Regions from separate parts of the Homo sapiens genome. Here region 2 is linked to region 1. A link is an interaction called in ENCODE POLR2A ChIA-PET data of the cell type or tissue named here. Cell type or tissue: CD4-positive, alpha-beta T cell. All regions are shown on one strand. Links, peaks and the distances in the headings refer to the core of each region. The heading gives the core; the rest is flanking DNA. Region 1 holds the start of CUTA (cutA divalent cation tolerance homolog). Region 2 has its middle 14 kb from the start of SMIM40.

Region 1 (7,353 bases), core at 1,681-6,680:
ATCCAGGCCTGGTGACACAGAGGGGCCTCCAAAGACAAGAGCTGGAGATGGGAACAAAACTTTGAGAAGAGAGAACAGTAGACCAAGTGTCGCCTATGGCTGAGATGAGACCAGGGTCCTCCTTCCCCAGCTCTGTTGTTCTTGCCATGCCGCTCTCCCTGCAAACTGCCTCTCCTTTAAACCCCAATGCCACACAGGCCCTATTGAAGTAAGAGAGATGTCACATTGGCGACAGCAAAGAGCTAGAAATTAGGCTTAAGGTATCAGATTTTAGATGGAAAAAAGATCAAACTCTGTCACCTTTATGGGATAACCATGAGTATACTGCAGGAGAACTGGTCTTTGAGCTTCATTCCAACAGAATGCACTGAGTAGCAGAGTTTTGCAAATTCAGCCCTTTTCTGTCTATAAATATGTCTCTCAAATTTACCCAACCTCCAGATCACAGTGAGCGATGAACCCTCAGAATGTCCACCATTTAGAAACCACATACTTTGAAACTCTATCTCAACCCATCTCAGAGACTAACTAATGTTCTCTAGATACAGAGATCACCAATACCTAGCCTCTGAAACTACAGACATTGCAGGCAACATGCCCACCGCACTTAGACACTTGGTATACCCAGAGGAGAAATCTGTTGATACACATAAGCATTTGGGGAAAGGGCTGGTTCAGGCTGCAGCCAAGGGAGGCGGGTTAGACTTCAGAGGGCATCTTTCTCCTGGCAGCAGGGAACTTAGGAACAACTCTAGAAACACACACACACATACTGTCTGGACTTGGTGAAGAATGATTCTGGGAGGCAGATGCAAGAGGCAGAGCAACATGGCTGAGAAACGGGAAATTTTTACTAGGATGAGAAATCCCTCAAGGGCTGAGATGGGGATCCCTTGTTCTAATCATCAAAACCTGTGTCTTTGTACCCCAAATCTCCAACACCCCAATAAGTAGAGGAGACAAGAAAAGAGAAATGATAATAAGAGTTGAGGTATTAAGGGAAAGTGGGTAGGCACAGACTTGTGGTGACAAGGAATGGTCTGGGAGACAAATAATAGGAGTAGATAGAAAAGGAGGCAGAAATGATGGTAAATGCCCAGGGGCAAGGGAATACACCTGAAGGGCTCGACTGGACATGTGTCAGAGCAAAGGAGGCAGACCTAATGCGGAGGCTATGAGAAGGGGTCAAGACGGACTAGTAAAGAAGTGATAGAGATATAAGGGAGCGACCACATAGAAAAGAGATAAGAGAGAGGCAATGAACACCAGAGAGGGGACTGATATAGGGGAAGGACAGAAGGGGGACTCATATAAGGAACGGACACCATATGGGGGGAAAGATATAGGTGATGGACAGCAGAGGAGGGAGGGGGAATGGAAATAAGGATTGGAGGGGTGGGGGAAGGGGGTAAAAGTGATGAAGTGAAGACAGCATTAAGACCCCAGAGGTTACATTTTACTGGTCAAGAGCCTTTAAGAGGGTCAGAGTCTGGGGCAGGATCCTAACCTGTCCCCTACTCCCATCATTTCATCTTACTTGTACTGCCACCCCCCCAAGCACACATAATTTGGCCCTCCCCCTGCCCTGGTCTCCCCTCCCCCACCGTTCCCTCTCTCTTCTCTCTTCCCTCCATCTGGACCCTCCATCCCCCCACCCCCCACTGCCTCCCTCTCTCTCCATCTGGCCCCTTCTCTCCCTCCATCCTCCTCTCTTTTTCCGCCCCTTACCATACTCTGAGTCCCCCACCAAATTATCCCCCCACATCTTCTTGGCTTCTCTTTTCACCCCTATGTTTTCATTTCTCCTTCCTAGCCCCTCTCCCAAGACTCTGTCCCTCTATTTCCTTGATGTTTTCCTCATCACTCAGCTCCCACCCCCAAATTATTTCTGCAGCTTTTTCCCCAACCCAATCCTTCTACCTTCCCACCCCTTTCTGGCGCTTTCTTTCCCCTTCATCATTTTCCCTTCAGCCCCCTTTCAAGGCCCATTTCCTGGCCCCTCCATCCCTTATCTACCCCTATCCCTCTGGCCTCCAATCCCTCCTTCCCGGTTGCTCCCACCCCTGCCTTCCCGGTCCTCCCCTCTCCCTCCATTTCAGCCGCTCCCTTCCCTCGGCCCCGACTCTCCCCCGCCCCCTGCCCCTCCCCCTGTTGCCCCCCATATGGCCCTCCCCCTCCCCCCACCACGTACCTCTGAAGGGGGCATAGGACATCGCGGGGATGCTCCCCCGATGGATGGAGGCTCGAGACCTGCTCATCAGGCCTGGGGGGAGGGGGCGGGGGGACGGGGGAGAAAGAAGAGAGAAAGAGGGGGAGAAAGAGGGGGAGAAGGAGGAGGAGGTGGAGGAGGAGGAGGAGGAGAGAGGAGGAGAGAGGAGCAGAGAGAAGCAGAGAGGAGGAGAGAGGAGGAGGAGGAGGAGAATAAGAGCCAACGGCAGCAGCGGCAGCCGAGAGAGAGGGGGGGCGGGGGAGCGAGCGAGAGCGAAGAGAGCAGGAGGAGGAGGAGGAGGGAGAGACTCTGCAGCCCCCACCCCTACTCCGGGAGGCCCAGATTGTGAGAGAGAGAGAGACCCCTGACTCAAAAACACACCAGAGAGAGACAGAGGTCCTAAAGATGCAGACCCCAGACCCTGAGACAGAGAGACCCTAGACCCACAGAGAAAGATACTTCACCACCCCCCACTGTGGGGTAATTTGAGACACAGGGCCAAAATCTAGAGGAAAAGAGACTCCTGATTTGAGGAAAAAACGACCCCAGATCCCCCAGAGAGAGAAGCTCAATATCAAAATCTGAAAATCCAGTCTAAAAAGGGTTCTCCATACCTACAGATATCTTAGACTCCAGACCCTGAGATGATGATTTCAGGGACCAGGACCTGAGACCTAGACTCAGAAAAAGATGAGGCCCAGATTCAGAAAGAGCCAGATGTAGAATTAGAGCTTAGAGAACTCAGACCTAGAAAGAGACCCCAGACTCAGATCTCAGAGACTGATAACTTAGAGACAGAGACACTCCTGACTTAAGGGGAGATAGAGACTTCAGCTGGTCCGGAGATGGACAACTCAGAGACCCAAAATTCATGAAGAAGACTTCGAAAGACCTCAGAGTGCGACCACAGACCCTGAAACATAGAAACCCCCCAAACCAGAAGCATAAAAGGAAACTCAATCCTAAGAAAGATCTCCACACAAATACTGAAAGACCCCTCCGAAATCTGTCTCAGAGACAAACTCCAAACTCAAAGACAGAGATCTCAGGGAACCTCCCCTCCCCACTTCCCTGCCCTAGAACCTCCGAGAGGTATAACCCTGACGTCAGCCTGGGAAACTCCGAGGCATCCCCACCACCAGACCAATGACCTCAGACCTTGAAGGGAGGGGAAATATTGGGTGGGGGCAGTGGCAAGAGCTTTTTTCTCTGCACCTCCTCCCACCTCTCTGCCTCTCATTGGCCCCTCTCTCCATTTTTGGGTCACAGGATGTGCTTGGGCCCCAGGGAAGTTATGTAGGGCAGGTCCTGGCTCCTTGGGGGATGGGTTAGGGAAAGGAGACCCGAGGCTGAGAGGTGGACCAATCCTGGGGAGTGGAATAGGCAGGGAAGAGGGGACAGAAGGACCATCACCACTGTCCCCATCCTGCAGCCCTCGTTCTCCTTCCCTCTGATTCAGTAGTCTGTCTCAAGCTTTGGGTTTTCAATTAAGATGGCTAGGCCCCATTTTCACCATCCTCTACCACAGGGTCTCGCTCTGTTTTAAAATGCTTCTTTCCTCAGCTAGCTATTGTCTTGCCATGCCCGTGCCTGCCTAATCACTCCCTGCTACCCAGGGACAGCGGGCTTCTAGATCACCGTTGTTCATTCCCAAACCCAGGCATATCTCTGCCCAACTAAAAGGGCAGGGGGCGCTCTCTTAACCCCTGAGTTTGGGGTGAAGGGTCCTTCTCAGACCCTCCCACTCCTTAAGACCTCGGAAACAGTGCAGGGGAGGTCACTAGGCACATTGTGGGGTTTAAGGATGATTCCCCACTCCACAGCCTGACGCATCGACTCTGCGGGGTCTCTGGCCCCCCTTTCCTGGAACCAGCTCTCGCCTCACGTGGCCTGCGAGGCTGGCCTGTGATTGGCCACTTGGCGTCACTCACTGAGTGCCGCCGCCGAAGAGGACCGGCCCCCTCACGTGACAGTGGAACGCCGCAGCGGCTCTCCTCAGCCAGCAAGTGGCAGTTTCGGGTTCACACGGAAACGGGCGTGCCATTTCCGCGCACGTCTGCAGATGCGGTAGTCGATTGGTCAAGTCTCCCATGGCTCCTCCTTCATCAGGAGGTGGGCAAACCGCGCCATGATAGGGTCGGGATTGGCTGGCTCTGGAGGCGCAGGTGGTCCTTCTTCTACTGTCACATGGTGCGCGCTGTTTTCTAATCACGTGGCTGCCACCCAGGTAAGAAGAGGCCGCTCTTCCTGGGGTTGTTTCTCCGTGTGACGTGTGGCCTTTGAGATCAACTCTCCTGTACCAGCGTAGGCCGCATGAGTGGGGGGCGGGCTCCCGCGGTCCTGCTCGGCGGAGTGGTGAGTGACCGGCCCCGCCCCGCCCCTTCCGGTCCTCGAAGCCTCGACCGCTACCCGCACCCTAAATCCCAGAGGTTGGCCCCCTGAGGTGTGAGTGAAATGAGCTTTTGCTTTATTTTCCAAGTTTCTCTCTCACCTTCAGGGGCATTCTTCGGGGGTGCATCAGAGGGAGGGCAGAGCCTGAGGATCTAAGCGAAGGCTTCCCCGGGTGTAATTTCCTGGGCTGTTTGTGAGGAGAGATCGAATTCGCCTCCTGCTCTCAGGCCTCTCTGCTCCTGTCTTTTGTTTGGATGCCGGCGCTGCTGCCTGTGGCCTCCCGCCTTTTGTTGCTACCCCGAGTCTTGCTGACCATGGCCTCTGGAAGCCCTCCGACCCAGCCCTCGCCGGCCTCGGATTCCGGCTCTGGCTACGTTCCGGGCTCGGTCTCTGCAGCCTTTGTTACTTGCCCCAACGAGAAGGTCGCCAAGGAGATCGCCAGGTAGGGACCTCGATGTGCAGCGAGAAAGGATGATCATGAAGGGACAGTTGGGGGTGGGGCAGAAGAGTGCTGCTTTCTCCTTTCTCCAGCTCTGGAAGCCTGTCTCTGGGCTGCCAGTACAAAAACTGGGGTTATGGGGTACTCTGAATGGGACTGTCTCTTCACTCCAGGGCCGTGGTGGAGAAGCGCCTAGCAGCCTGCGTCAACCTCATCCCTCAGATTACATCCATGTGAGTCATAGGAGTTGGGGGGTTAACCTAACTGTAGGAGCTGACTGGGAACCTCTTTCCTGGGGGAAATTCTTTGCTCCCCACAACTCTCCCCCTCTGACCTTTCAGCTATGAGTGGAAAGGGAAGATCGAGGAAGACAGTGAGGTGCTGATGGTGAGAAACATTTCCCCCACCCAACAAAATATCCCCAATCCCTGACCCCTTTAGCCCTTACCCCTCTTCTGAGAAACTGAACTCAATCCCACTCCTTGATTCAACCATGTTTATCTTTGTCCCTTAGATGATTAAAACCCAAAGTTCCTTGGTCCCAGCTTTGACAGATTTTGTTCGGTGAGAACTTTGAGATGGATGGGGTGAGGGTGTGTACTGTGTGGGTGTGACTTGCTGGGCAGTCTAGGGCTTGCGTGTAAGGGAGTGGGTTCTTTTGGGTAAATCTTTGAGTGATCCCCTTCCCCCACCCACCTATTTTGTAGTTCTGTGCACCCTTACGAAGTGGCCGAGGTAATTGCATTGCCTGTGGAACAGGGGAACTTTCCGTACCTGCAGTGGGTGCGCCAGGTCACAGAGTCAGTTTCTGACTCTATCACAGTCCTGCCATGATGAGCCCTGTTCCTGCTCATCATGAAGATCCCCGCGATACTTCAACGCCTTCTGACTTCCAGGTGATGACTGGGCCCCCAATAAATCCCGTCTTTGGGTCTCTCTGCCTTTTGCCTGTTTTTTGTCATGTATGCAAATTTGTTGGGAGAATATAAGTGCTTCTAGTCCCTGTATTCTCTACATCTTTCAGAATGACTCAGAGCTGCTAGATTTGTTTATTTCTCTTTATTTCAATCATACAGAGTCCGGGATCCCTTATCATCCTCCCTCCTCAGTCTCTGCCCCCAGGGGTTAAATAATTTTAAAAAATATTTAAAAAGCTGTAACAAAATAACATCAAAGGAAATGGGAAGGATGGGAGGGGTCAGGAATCATGAAGGAGGGTAGAGAAGAGGGCCTCTTCCCCACTCCCCACTCTTGGATTCCAGCCTGGGCAGTAGGGAGAACTACCCCCTATCTCTCCAGGTACATCCCAGCTGTAGGTGAGGTCAGAGGTCAGGGTATGAAAGTGCCGGTGTGTGTGAATGGGGAGCTGGGCAGAGGCAGGCTGTTCAGAAGATGCCCCCTCCTCCCCACTCAACCAGGTACTGCACAGAGCCATCAGGCCGTACTCTCCGAGCAAGGACCCGGACAGGGTCCCCTCGGGACAGGTAACCAACCCCACCTCGGACTCCTCCCCCAGTCCCAGGAGACAAACTACGGCACAGGGGAGAAGGGGGTGCTGAGCGTCTAGGAAGACCTGGGGATGGGGATGAAACTGAGGAAGATGAGGCAGTCATCGAGTGGGGGGCACTTTTAGGGATGTCTGTGGGGAAACCAATGTGAAGTTCCAGGGGTGACCTAGGGAGAGAAGGCAATTGTAAGAAATGGGCAGAAATGGAGAGCACATGTGAATCAGAGAAACAGTGTTAGAGACTAAGAGCCTTGAGCACATAGAGGGGAAGAAGAGCATCACTGGTAATAGAAGACAGAATCTCACCTGTCTGGGGGTCCACTGTCCCCAGAGGTCCCTGCGGTGCTGGCAGAAGGGTGGAAGGAAGCAAACATCCGGATGGGGCTGCTGGGGTTGGAGTGGGGAAAGTCAGGACCTGAAGCAGGGGAACAGGACCTTCTCCCCCTGGGAAGTGCAGAGCTCAAACACTACCCCCAAGGGACTCCCTTCCCCAGAATACTGGCTACCAGACACTAGTTCTAGAAGTCGGTCTAGGCCAAGAAGTGGGTAGCCAAGGGGGAGAGGGAAAAGAATTCTGGGTGATAAAGTCCAGAAGATGTGAATAATTGGGAGCATATTTTGTGGGGGAGGGGCAGAGGAGCACTGACCTGGGCAGGCAGCGGGCATCTGTGGGCCGGAAGTTGTAGCCGCTGCTGCCCTGGTAACTCTGGTTAGGGCTGGGGGATGGTGGAGACACTGAGGCCTAGAAGAGGGGGCAAAGGACTGAGAGATAATCCTTGACTCCTTCCCACACCCCACCATTTGCTC
Region 2 (10,421 bases), core at 2,778-7,777, 75 kb after region 1:
TGTATCCTGCAGCATTCCGAGGACAGGCCCGAATTCTGAGAAGGGCAAGTGGTAAAAGTACTGTCCAGTCTTTTTAAGTTGGAGGCTGAGCTTGGTGAGGTGTGTCTTTAAAAGACTATTAGTCTGTTTTACTTTTTCTGAAGATTGAGGATGGTAAGGGGTATGAAGGTTCCACTGAATACCAAGAGCCTGAGAAACTGCTTGGGTGATTTGACTAATAAAGGCCAGTCTGTTATTGGACTGTATAGAGGTGGGAAGGCCAAAGCGAGGAATTATGTCTGACAGAAGGGAAGAAATGACCGCAGTGGCCTTCTCAGACCCTGTTGGAAAGGCCTCTACCCATCCAGTGAAAGTGTCTACCCAGACCAAGAGGTATTTTAGTTTCCTGACTTGGGGCATGTGAGTAAAGTCAATTTGCCAGTCCTGGGCAGGGGCAAATCCCTGAGCTTGATGTGTAGGGAGGGGAGGGAGCCTGAACACTCCCTGAGGAGTAGTAGAATAGCAGATGGAACACTAAGAAGTGATTTCCTTGAGGATAGATTTCCACGATGGAAAGGAAATGAGAGGTTCTAAGAGGTGGGCTAGCAGCTTGTAACTTACATGGAAGAGGTTATGAAATGACAGCAGAATAGAATGGGCCTGTGAGGCTGTTAGGAGATATTTTCCTTGGTCCAAGAACCATTTGCCTTGTGTGGGAAGAGACTGATAGGTAGAAGTTTCAGCAGGAGAGTAGGTGGGAGTGACCCATGAGAATGAGAAAAATTGGCCGTGAGGGACAGAATTTGGAATGCTAGCTGCTTCTTTAGCTACCTTATCAGCAAAAGCATTGCCCTGAGCGATGGGATCTGACGCCTTTTGATGGCCCTTGGAGTAAATGACTCCAGCTTCCTTTGGAAGTAAAGCGGCCTTGAGAAGAGTTTTTATTAAAGAGGCATTAATGACAGAGGACCCTTGCGTAGTGAGGAAACCTCTTTTTGCCCATATAACAATATGGTGGTGCAGGATATGGAAGGCATATTTAGAGTTGTATAAATATTGACATGTAGTCCCTTTGCAAAAGTGAGGGCTCGAGTTAAGGCAATGAGTTCAGCTTGCTGAGAGGTAGTGGAGAGGGGCAGAGCAGTAGCCTCAATGATAGATGTGGAAGATACTATAGCATAGCCTGCCTTTGCTGGTGTGTGGCAATTAGGCCTGGTAGAACTACCATCAATAAACCAAGTGTGATCAGGGTGAGGAACAGGAAAGAAGGAAATACGGGGAAATGGGGTGAATGTCAGGTGGATCAGAGAGATACAGTCATGGGGGTCAGGTGTGGTATCAGGAATAATGTGGGAGGCTGGATTGAAGTCCTGGCCAGGAACAATGGTAACTGTGGGAGACTCAACAAAGAATGAGTACAGCTGAAGGAGCCGGGGAGCAGAAAGTATACGTGTTAGATGTGAGGAAGAAAATAGATTTATGAGAACTGTAGAGAGTGAGTTGAGCATAGTTTGTGATTTTGAGGGCCTGTAAAAGTATTAGGGCAGTGGCAGCCACTGCACGGAGACATGATGGCCAGCCTAAAACAGTAAGTCAAGTTGTTTGGACAAAAAGGCTACAGGGTGCGGTCCTGGTCCTTGTGTAAGAATTCTGACTGTACAGCCCTGCACTTCGGCTGTGTGTAATGAAAAGGGTCGGGATGAGTCATGGAGAGCTAGTGTGGGAGCTGTGTTTTAAGGAATGGAAAGGGGAGAGGAGAAAGGATTTAGGATCTATGGGGTCAGCTAGGTTTATCTAGAACAGAATAATGGGTTGTGGAGGGAGGTATTGAGGATAGGAGAGTATATGGGTTTGGCACCACAGGGTGGATAGGCAAAACAATTTGGTCGATATGGCGCAGATCCTGAACTAACCTGTAAGGCTTATCTGGTTTTTGGACAGGTAAAATGGGGGAATTGTAAGGAGAGTTTATAGGCTTTAAAAGGCCATGCTGTAACAGGTGAGTGATAACAGGATTTAATCCTTTTAAAGCATGCTGTGGGATGGGATACTGGCATTGAGCGGGGTAAGGGTGATTAGGTTTTAATGGGATAGTAATGGGCGTGGATAGTTCACCAGGGAGGGAGTAGAGGTGTCCCATACCTGTGGATTAAGGTGAGGAGATAAAAGAGAAGGACGTGAAGGAGGCTTTGAACTGGGGAAAAGGGCAGCAACGAAATGTGGCTGTAGCCTAGGATTAGTCAGGGAAGCAGATAATTTAGTTAAAATGTCTCGACCTAATAAGGGAGCTGGGCAGGTGGGGATAACTAAAAAGGAGTGCATAAAAGAATATTGTCCAAGTTGGCACCAGAGTTGGGGAGTTTTAAGAGGTTTAGAAGCCTGGCCATGAATACCCACAACAGTTATGGAGGCAAAGGAAATAGGCCTTTGAAAAGAAGGTAATGTGGAGTTGGTAGCCTCCATATTGATTAAGAAGGGTGACTTACCCTCCACTGTAAGAGTTACCCAAAGTGTCCGTGATGGCCCGGGAGGCTTCGAAGGTGATCAGACAGCATCAGTCTTCAGCCGCTAAGCTGAGAAGATCTGGGAAGGAGTCAGTCAGAGAGTCTTGGGCCAGAGATCCCAGAGCTCTGGGAGTGACTGCGAGGCGAGTGGGACAGTCTGATTTTCAGTGGGGTCCTGCACAGATGGGACACGGCTTAGGAGGAATCCCGGGCTGTGGGCATTTCTTGGCCCAGTGGCCAGATTTCTGGCACTTGAAGCAAGATCCTGATGAAGAAGGTCCTGTAGGAATGCTTGACCACTGCGGTTTAGGCATGTGCGGCTTAGGCATTTTGAAGTTCTCGTGTGCTGGAGGTGCAGCTGGGTTTTGTCTCACAGCAGAGGCAAGTAATTGTAACTTTTCTCTATTATTGTACACCTTGAAGGCAAGGTTAATTAAGTCCTGTTGTGGGGTGACGTGCACCTGTAATCCCAGCTATTCAGGAGGCTGAGGCAGGAGAATAGCTTGAACCAGGGAGGTGGAGGTTGCAGTGAGCCGGGATCACGCTACTGCACTCCAGCCTGGGCGACAGAGTGAGACTCCATCTCAAAAAAAAAAAAAAATTATTCTTTGTTCATTTCCTGACCCATGATAACCGAACCCCTGGTATTTTTCGCGTGGGTCCTGTCCACCTGATGGTAGTCAGGACTGTCCCTTACCGGGATTTTCTTAAAATTGATGAGCTCTCCTCCTTTCACGCATAACTTCAAGGCGATCACGTCGGGTGCACCACTTGCAGAGTTTATAGCTTGCAGTGAACGCCAAGAATGAGTTCTTAGACAATTCCAGCTGAGTGGGGCCGGGGGAATGGGGGGGGCATTTCTTCTAAGAGAACCCGCCCCAGCATCCGTCTGCCAAGTATTTATTGAAAGTGCTTGTTAAACCACAAACATCCACTAGATGGCTTTTTGAGGTCGGGTCGTGAGACACCTGCGGCCTCGTAAAAGCACTCAAACCGCATTCTCAGGAGGCTGTTTTCAGCGTTCCTTATCACACCACACACTCCACTCCCTGTCCTGTTTTCAGGGTCAAGGAATTTCATTCTCACGCACAAATAACATACACACAGTGCCTCAGTATTCTTCCATGCCCCGACCTCAGATGCCATGTACATAAGCTTGAATATGTTGCTGTGCACCCCCCACACTCAAGTGTCCCCACCCCTTTAAATATGTTGTGTGGGGCTAGTTCTTCCATTGCCCATGAAAGATAACTCAGGCAGGCCACAGAGCATACCTGCTCAATCCTTGGAACAAAAAAAAAAATCCTCCAAGCATCATTCTGAATTACGTTTTTTCTCTCGGCCAGCTCCGACTGAGTGGTTTGACATGGGAAGCTGCCAGTGTGAAACTGGCAGAGTGGCTGGCTTCCTCAAGAATTTCTTTCTTGCCTTCCTGTGTCTGACTCTCCACCCTCTCCCTCACAGCCAGAAGCAGAGGAGGTGAGGGGGACAAAATGCTTTACCTGACGGCCATACACTGGAAGTGGTTTTGGTTTCCTCTGGCTGTGGTGGATGTTCAAATTGACTTTTGCTCTTGTGCGATGTTTGTGTGTCTTTTATAAACTCCCAGTAGCTGAATATCTCTCACTTATACTCTGTAGCCCAAACTTTGAATTATATTATTTTATTTTTTAACTTTTACTTTAGGTTCAGGGGTACATGTGTAGGTTCCTTATATAGGTAAAGTGTGTGTCATGGGGCTTTGGTGTACAGGTAATTTAATCACCCAAGTAACAAGCATAGTACCTGATAGGTCCCACCTTGAATTTGTCTAGGTGTTAGATTGGCTGCAGTTCTCTACCACTTCCTGTTATCTGAGGCCTTTACAGTGTGCCTTGGTGGCTAGTCACTCTCACCAAAAGGTAGAGTTTAGGAGGGCATGGTGGCTCCCACCTGGAATCCCAGCTACTTGGGAGGCTGAGACAAAAGGATCACTTGAACCCAGGAGGTCGAGGCTGCAGTGAACCATCCATGTTCATGCCACTGCACTCTAGCCTGGGCAACAGAGAAAGATCCTGTCTCAAAACAAACAAAAAAACATGGCAAAACCCTGTCTCTACTAAAAATACAGAAATCAGCCGGTGGTGGCATGCACCTGTAATCACAGCTATTGGCTGAGGCATGAGAATGGCTTGAACCTAGGAGGTGGAGGTTGCATTGAGCCGAGATCATGCCACTGCACTCCAGGCTGAGCGATGGAGAGAGACTCTGTCTCAAAAAAAAAAAAAAAAAAAAAGTTTGATAACACACTCAGCTGATGGGGTGGGGAAAGGAAACTGGTACTGTCACACATTGCCGACAGGAAGGAAGGTACACTGGTGCGGCTTCTACAGAAAGCATTTTAAAAATATCTACCCAAATCAAGTATTTACGTATTCTTTGACCTAGCAATTCTACTTCAAAGAACATACATTTACACTAGACATTTTTTTTTTGAGATGGAGTCTTGCTCTAGAGTGCGGTGGCACAATCTCAGCTCACTACAACCTCCGCCTCTGCCTCCCAGGTTCAAGCAGTCTTCCTGCCTCAGTCAGCCTCCTGAGTAGCTGGGATTACAGGTGCGCACCACCACGCACAGCTAATTTTTGTATTTTTTGTAGACAGGGTTTTACCATGTTAGCCCGGCAAGTCTTAAACTCCTGACCTCAAGTGATCCACCTGCCTTGGCCTCCCAAAGTGCTGGGATTATAGGTGTGAACCACCACGCCTGGCCTACACTGGACATTTTTGAGAGTCAAGGGAGCACTATAACAAACAAGGGGTCGGGTGCGGTGGCTCACTCCTATAATCCCAGCACTTTGGGAGGCCAAGGTAGGTGGATCACTTGAGCCCAAGAATTTGAGACTACTCTGGGTAACATATTGAGAGAACTCATCTCCATTAAATTAAATTTAAAAAAAAAAAAAAAAAAAGAGGCTGGGCGTGGTGGCTCAAGCCTGTAATCTCAGCACTTTGGGAGGCCAAGTCAGAAGGATCATGAGGTCAGGAGTTCGAGACCAGCCTGGCCAATATGGTGAAACCCCATCTCTACTAAAAATACAAAAATTAGCCAGGCATGGTGGTGTGCGCCTGTAGTCCAAGTTACTTGGGAGGCTGAGGCAGAAGAAAAACTTAAACCTGTGAGGTGAAGGTTGCAGTGAGCCGAGATTGGGCCACTGCACTCCAGCCTGGGCAACAGAACAAGACTCCGACTCCGAAAAAAAAAAAGAAGGAAGCACCTCTCTGTTTGATTTCAAGGTATTAAGTGAGGAAAAGCAAGGAAAAGAGTAGTGATCATGTATTTATATGTATGTATACATTTATACATATACACTTATATATATTAATACATGCTTATATATATAGACTCTATCTCTGCAAGTGCAGCAGATGTAGGTTGGTGGGAGGCTGACACGTGTACAATTTTGGATACCTGTTTTAAGAGAAAGAATACCAAAAGTATCCCAGCACTTTGGGAGGCCGAGGTGGGCAGATCACCTGAAGTCAGGAGTTTGAGACCAGCTTGGCCAACATGGCCAAACCCCATCTTTACTAAAAAAAAATATAAAAATTAGCCAGGCACGGTGGTGAGTGCCTATAATCCCAGTTACTCAGGAGGCTGAGGCAGGAGAATCGCTTGAACCCAGGAGGCGGAGGTTGCAGTGAGCTGAGATCACGCCACTGCACTCCAGCCAGGGCAACAGAACGAGACTCCGTCTCAAAAAAAAAAAAAAAACCAAAAGTATAAATACAAAATTAGGTACAGACCAGCCTGGCCAACATGGCAAAACACTGTCTCTACTAAAAAAATTCAAAAACTAGCCAGGCATGGTGGCAAATGCCAGTAAATCCCAGCTACTTGGGAGGCTGAGGCAGAGAATCATTTGAACCTGAGATGCAGAGATTGCAGTGAGCCAAGATCTCGTCACTGCACTGCAGGCTTCGTGACAGAGTCTCACTATGTTGCCCAAGCTGGAGTGCAGTGGTGTGATCATGGCTCACTGCAGCCTTGACCTCCAGGTCAGATGATCCTCCTGCCTCAGCCTCCTGAATAGCTGGAAACACAGGTGCACGCTACCGTGGTTTTTTTTTTTTCTTTTTTTTTCCTTTTTTTTTTAAACTGGGGTTTCACTCTTGTTGCCCAGGTTGGAGTGCAATGGTGTGATCTCAGCTCACCAGAACCTCTGCCTCCTGTCAAGTGATTCTCCTGTCTCAGCCTCCTGAGTAGCTGGGACTAGAGGCATGTGCCACTACATCAGGCTAATTTTGTATTTTTAGTAGAGACAGAGTTCACCATGTTGATCATGCTAGTCTCGAACTCCTGACCTAAGTTGATGTGCCCACCTCAGCCTCCCAAACTGCTGGGATTACAGGCATGAGCCACTGTGCCTGGCCATTTTTCTTTCTTTTTTGAGATTTCTTTTTTTTTTTTTTTTTTTGACAGAGTCTCTCCCTGTTGTCCAGGCTGGAGTGCAGTGGCACAATCTCGGCTCACTGCAAGCTCCGCCTCCCGGATTCACACCATTCTCTTGCCTCAGCCTCCCAAGTAGCTGGGACTAGAGGTGCCCGCCACCATGCCTGGCTAATTTTTTGTATTTTTAGTGGAAATGGGGTTTCACCATGTTAGCCGGGATGGTCTAGATCTCCTGACCTCGTGATCCACCCATCTCGGCCTCCCAAAGTGCTGGGATTACAGGCGTGAGCCACTGCGCCCGGCCATGGATTTCTTTTTTTTGAGAGGAAGTCTTGCTTTGTCACCCAGGCTGGAGTGCAAGTGGCCCAATCTTGGCTCACTGCAAAATCTCCGAAGTTCAAGCAATTCTCCTGCCTTAGCCTCACGAGTAACTGGGATTACAGGCATGCACCACCACACCCAGCTAATTTTTTTGTATTTTTAGTAGGGACGGGGTTTCATCATGTTGGTCAGGCTGGTCTCGAATTCCTAACCTCAAGTGATCTGCCCACCTTGGGATCCCAAAGTGCTGGGAATACAGGCATGAACCACCGCGACCGGCCCTGGCTAATGTTTTTTTTTTTCCTCTTGAGACAGAGTCTTTCTGTCACACAGGCTGGAATGCAATGGTGCGATCTTGGCTCACTGCAACTTCCACCTGCTGGGTTCAAATAATTCCCCTGTCTCAGCCTCCCAAGTAGCTGGGATTACAGGTGCGAGCCACCATGCCCCGCTAATTTTTTTTTGTATTTTTAGTAGAGATGGGGTTTCACCATTTTGGTCATGCTGGTCTCGAACTCCTGACCTCACATGATCTGCCTGCCCTGGCCTCCCAAAGTGCTGGGATTACAGGCATGAGCCACTGCGCCCTGCCTGTTAATTTTTAAATTATTTGTAGAGACAAGTCTCCCTATGTTACCCAGGTTGGTCTCAAATGTCTGGGCTCAAGCAATCCTCCTACCTCAGCCTCTTAAGTGTTGAGATTACAGGCATGAGCTACCGCACCTGGCCAAAATCTAGATCTTATAATTGGGTTCAAGTTTTTTTTTCTTTTTTCTTCTTTTTTTTTTTTGAGATGGAGTCTCACTCTGTCACCCAGGCTAGAGTGCAGTGGTGCGATCTCGGCTCACTGCAACCACCGCCTCCCAGGCTCAAGCGATTCTCCTGCCTCAGCCTCCTGCATAGCTGGGATTACAGGCACCCATGACCACACCCGACTAATTTTCGTGTTTTTAGTAGAGACAGGGTTTCACCATGTTGGCCAGGCTGGTCTTGAACTCCTGACCTCAAGTGATCTGGCTGCCTCAGCCTCCCAAAGTGCTGGGATTACAGGTGTGAGCCACTGCACCTGGCTCAAGTTTTCATTTCTCATATCCTGTTGATCTTACAACTCTTCTTCTTCTTCTGATACTCATTTTCTCTCATCAGTGTGGAAATTTATTATAGTTTATATGAAGTTTTCCTCTTCTGTCTCTTTCCTCCATGTTTGTTTTTACTTTTTTTTTTTCACATTTGTTGATTTTTATTTGCTATCACTTTTTCTTTTTCTTCTTTTCTTTTTTTTTTTTTTTGAGACGGAGTCTCACTCTGTCGCCCAGGCCGGAGTGCAGTGGCTCAATCTCGGCTCACTGCAAGCTCTGCCTCCTGGCTTCATGCCATTCTCCTGCCTCAGCCTCCCGAGTAGCTGGGACAACAGGAGCCCACCACCATGCCTGACTAATGTTTTTGTATTTTTAGTAGAGACGGGGTTTCACCGTGTTAGCCAGGATGGTCTCGATCTCCTGACCTCGTGATCCACCCGCCTCAGCCTCCCAAAGTGCTGGGATTACAGGCGTGAGCCACCGTGCCTGGCCTTCTTTTCTTTTCTTTCTTTCTTTTTTTTTTTTTTGACTGAATTTTGCTCTTGTTGCCCAGGCTGGGGTGCAACGGTGTGATCTTGGTTCACTGCAACTTCTGCCTCCTGGGTTCAAGCGATTCTCCTGCCTCAGCCTCCTGAGTAGCTGGGATTACAGGTGCCCGCCACCACGCCCAACTAACTTTTTGTATTTTTAGTAGAGACGGGGTTTCACCATGTTGGTCAGCGTGGTCTTGAACGCCTGACCTCAGGTTATCCACCCGCCTCGGCCTCCCAAGTTGCTGGGATTACAGGCGTGAGCCACTGCGCCCGGCCATGATCTCTTTTTCAATACAATTTACACCCTCATCCCCATTTTCAGTCTGATTATACAAGTGCTGTGTGACAGAAAGGTCTGGAATAAATACATAAAAAAAAAAAAGAGGCAAAGCTGTGAAACTAAGTTGCATGCAACAGGTTCTATGAGGATGGGGGAAGTGTCTGAGAAATAAAACAGAGTAAGACAATGTAGTTGGAAGGTTTTAGCTAAAGTTCTTTTCAGTCGTCTTTGTCTTTTGCTCCATGTTTCAGGATGCATGTGAACTCGATGTAATTGAAATTCCCCTTTTTGTTAATAGGCGCTTCTCTGTACAGCTCATCCACTTCCTCATCCGTAAACCGATCCCACATGGTTATCAGCAGCTCTCTCAGGTAATCTTCCTGAATAATGCCTGTTGCTTCTTCATCAAAGCAAGCAAAAGCATTTCCAATGACATCTTCAGGATCTGTGCCATTTAACTTCTCACCAAATATGGTGAGGAACATGGTGAAATCGATGGGCCCTGGTGCCTCATTCATTATGGCATCAAGGTATGCATCGGTGGGATTCTTCCCTAGGGAAACAAGCATATCATGCAAATCTTCTTTGTTGATGAAACCATCTCTGTTCTGATCAATCATGTTGAAGGCCTCTTTGAACTCCTGAATCTGTGACTGGTCAAACATGGCAAACACGTTGGATGTTGTGCGCTGAGGGAGCTTTTTGGTGGTCTTGGTCTTGCCTTTTTGCTCCACATGGTGGTTGTTTAATTCCAGCGCCAAACACCAGAAGTGGGCTGCCCTGCGCCAGACGATGAGGGAAGGCGAAGAGCACAATGCTGTGTCGTTTTTACTTTTAATTTTGGGTTTTTGCTCATGTCTGAAGTCTTCCTCAAATATCTGGTGTTCCTTAACTGGGCACTCATATTTAAGACAGAGCGGGCTGGGTGCAGTGGCTCACACCTATAATCTCAGCACTTTGGGAGGCCGAGGTGGGTGGATCACCTGAGGTCAGGAGTTCGAGACCAGCCTGACCAATATGGAGAAACCCAATCTCTACTAAAAATAAAAAATTATCCAGGCGTGGTGGTGCATGCCTGTATTCCCAGCTACTCAGGAGGCTGAGGCAGGAGAATCGCTTGAACCCGGGAGGCGGAGGTTGCAGTGAGCCAAGATCGTGCCATTGCACTCCAGCCTGGGCAACAAGAGCAAAACTCCATCTCAAAAACAAACAAACTATATGTGTGTATATATATATATATTTACATATATAACATATATATTTTACATATATTACATATATATATTTTACATA

Evidence for each region. Peaks named below come from ENCODE experiments on the same cell type or tissue, not always from the same donor. Only the 100,000 strongest peaks of a DNase experiment are listed, where the experiment ranks them.
Region 2: POLR2A ChIA-PET joins it to region 1 with 15 read pairs; 8 of 35 experiments call an interaction of 5 or more read pairs at or near these places.

Annotation. Positions count from the first base shown.
Region 1 is chr6:33,415,170-33,422,522 of GRCh38, reverse strand. PHF1 (PHD finger protein 1) reads right to left here. Exons shown (of 15, transcript NM_024165.3): 13 at 7,194-7,288; 14 at 6,853-6,933; 15 at 6,084-6,713. The coding sequence ends at 6,425. CUTA (cutA divalent cation tolerance homolog) reads left to right here and starts at 4,416. Exons shown (of 6, transcript NM_001014840.2): 1 at 4,416-4,564; 2 at 4,828-5,042; 3 at 5,213-5,272; 4 at 5,381-5,426; 5 at 5,554-5,603; 6 at 5,747-6,081. The coding sequence starts at 4,523. The coding sequence ends at 5,873. SYNGAP1 (synaptic Ras GTPase activating protein 1) reads right to left here and starts at 2,458. Exons shown (of 19, transcript NM_006772.3): 1 at 2,192-2,458. The coding sequence starts at 2,258. In CD4-positive, alpha-beta T cell, for the core only: a CTCF peak has its summit at 3,913; DNase peaks (open chromatin) are centred at 2,452, 3,372, 4,262, 5,252 and 2 weaker places; H3K4me3 peaks cover 2,916 bases; H3K27ac peaks cover 4,099 bases.
Region 2 is chr6:33,338,421-33,348,841 of GRCh38, reverse strand. It overlaps the pseudogene MYL12BP3. Among named protein-coding and RNA genes, the nearest start is that of SMIM40, 14 kb to the right of the region's middle. RefSeq lists an enhancer at 1-20 and a silencer at 1,563-1,763. In CD4-positive, alpha-beta T cell, for the core only: a CTCF peak has its summit at 3,437; DNase peaks (open chromatin) are centred at 3,411, 3,971, 4,331 and 4,801; H3K4me3 peaks cover 1,293 bases; H3K27ac peaks cover 2,200 bases.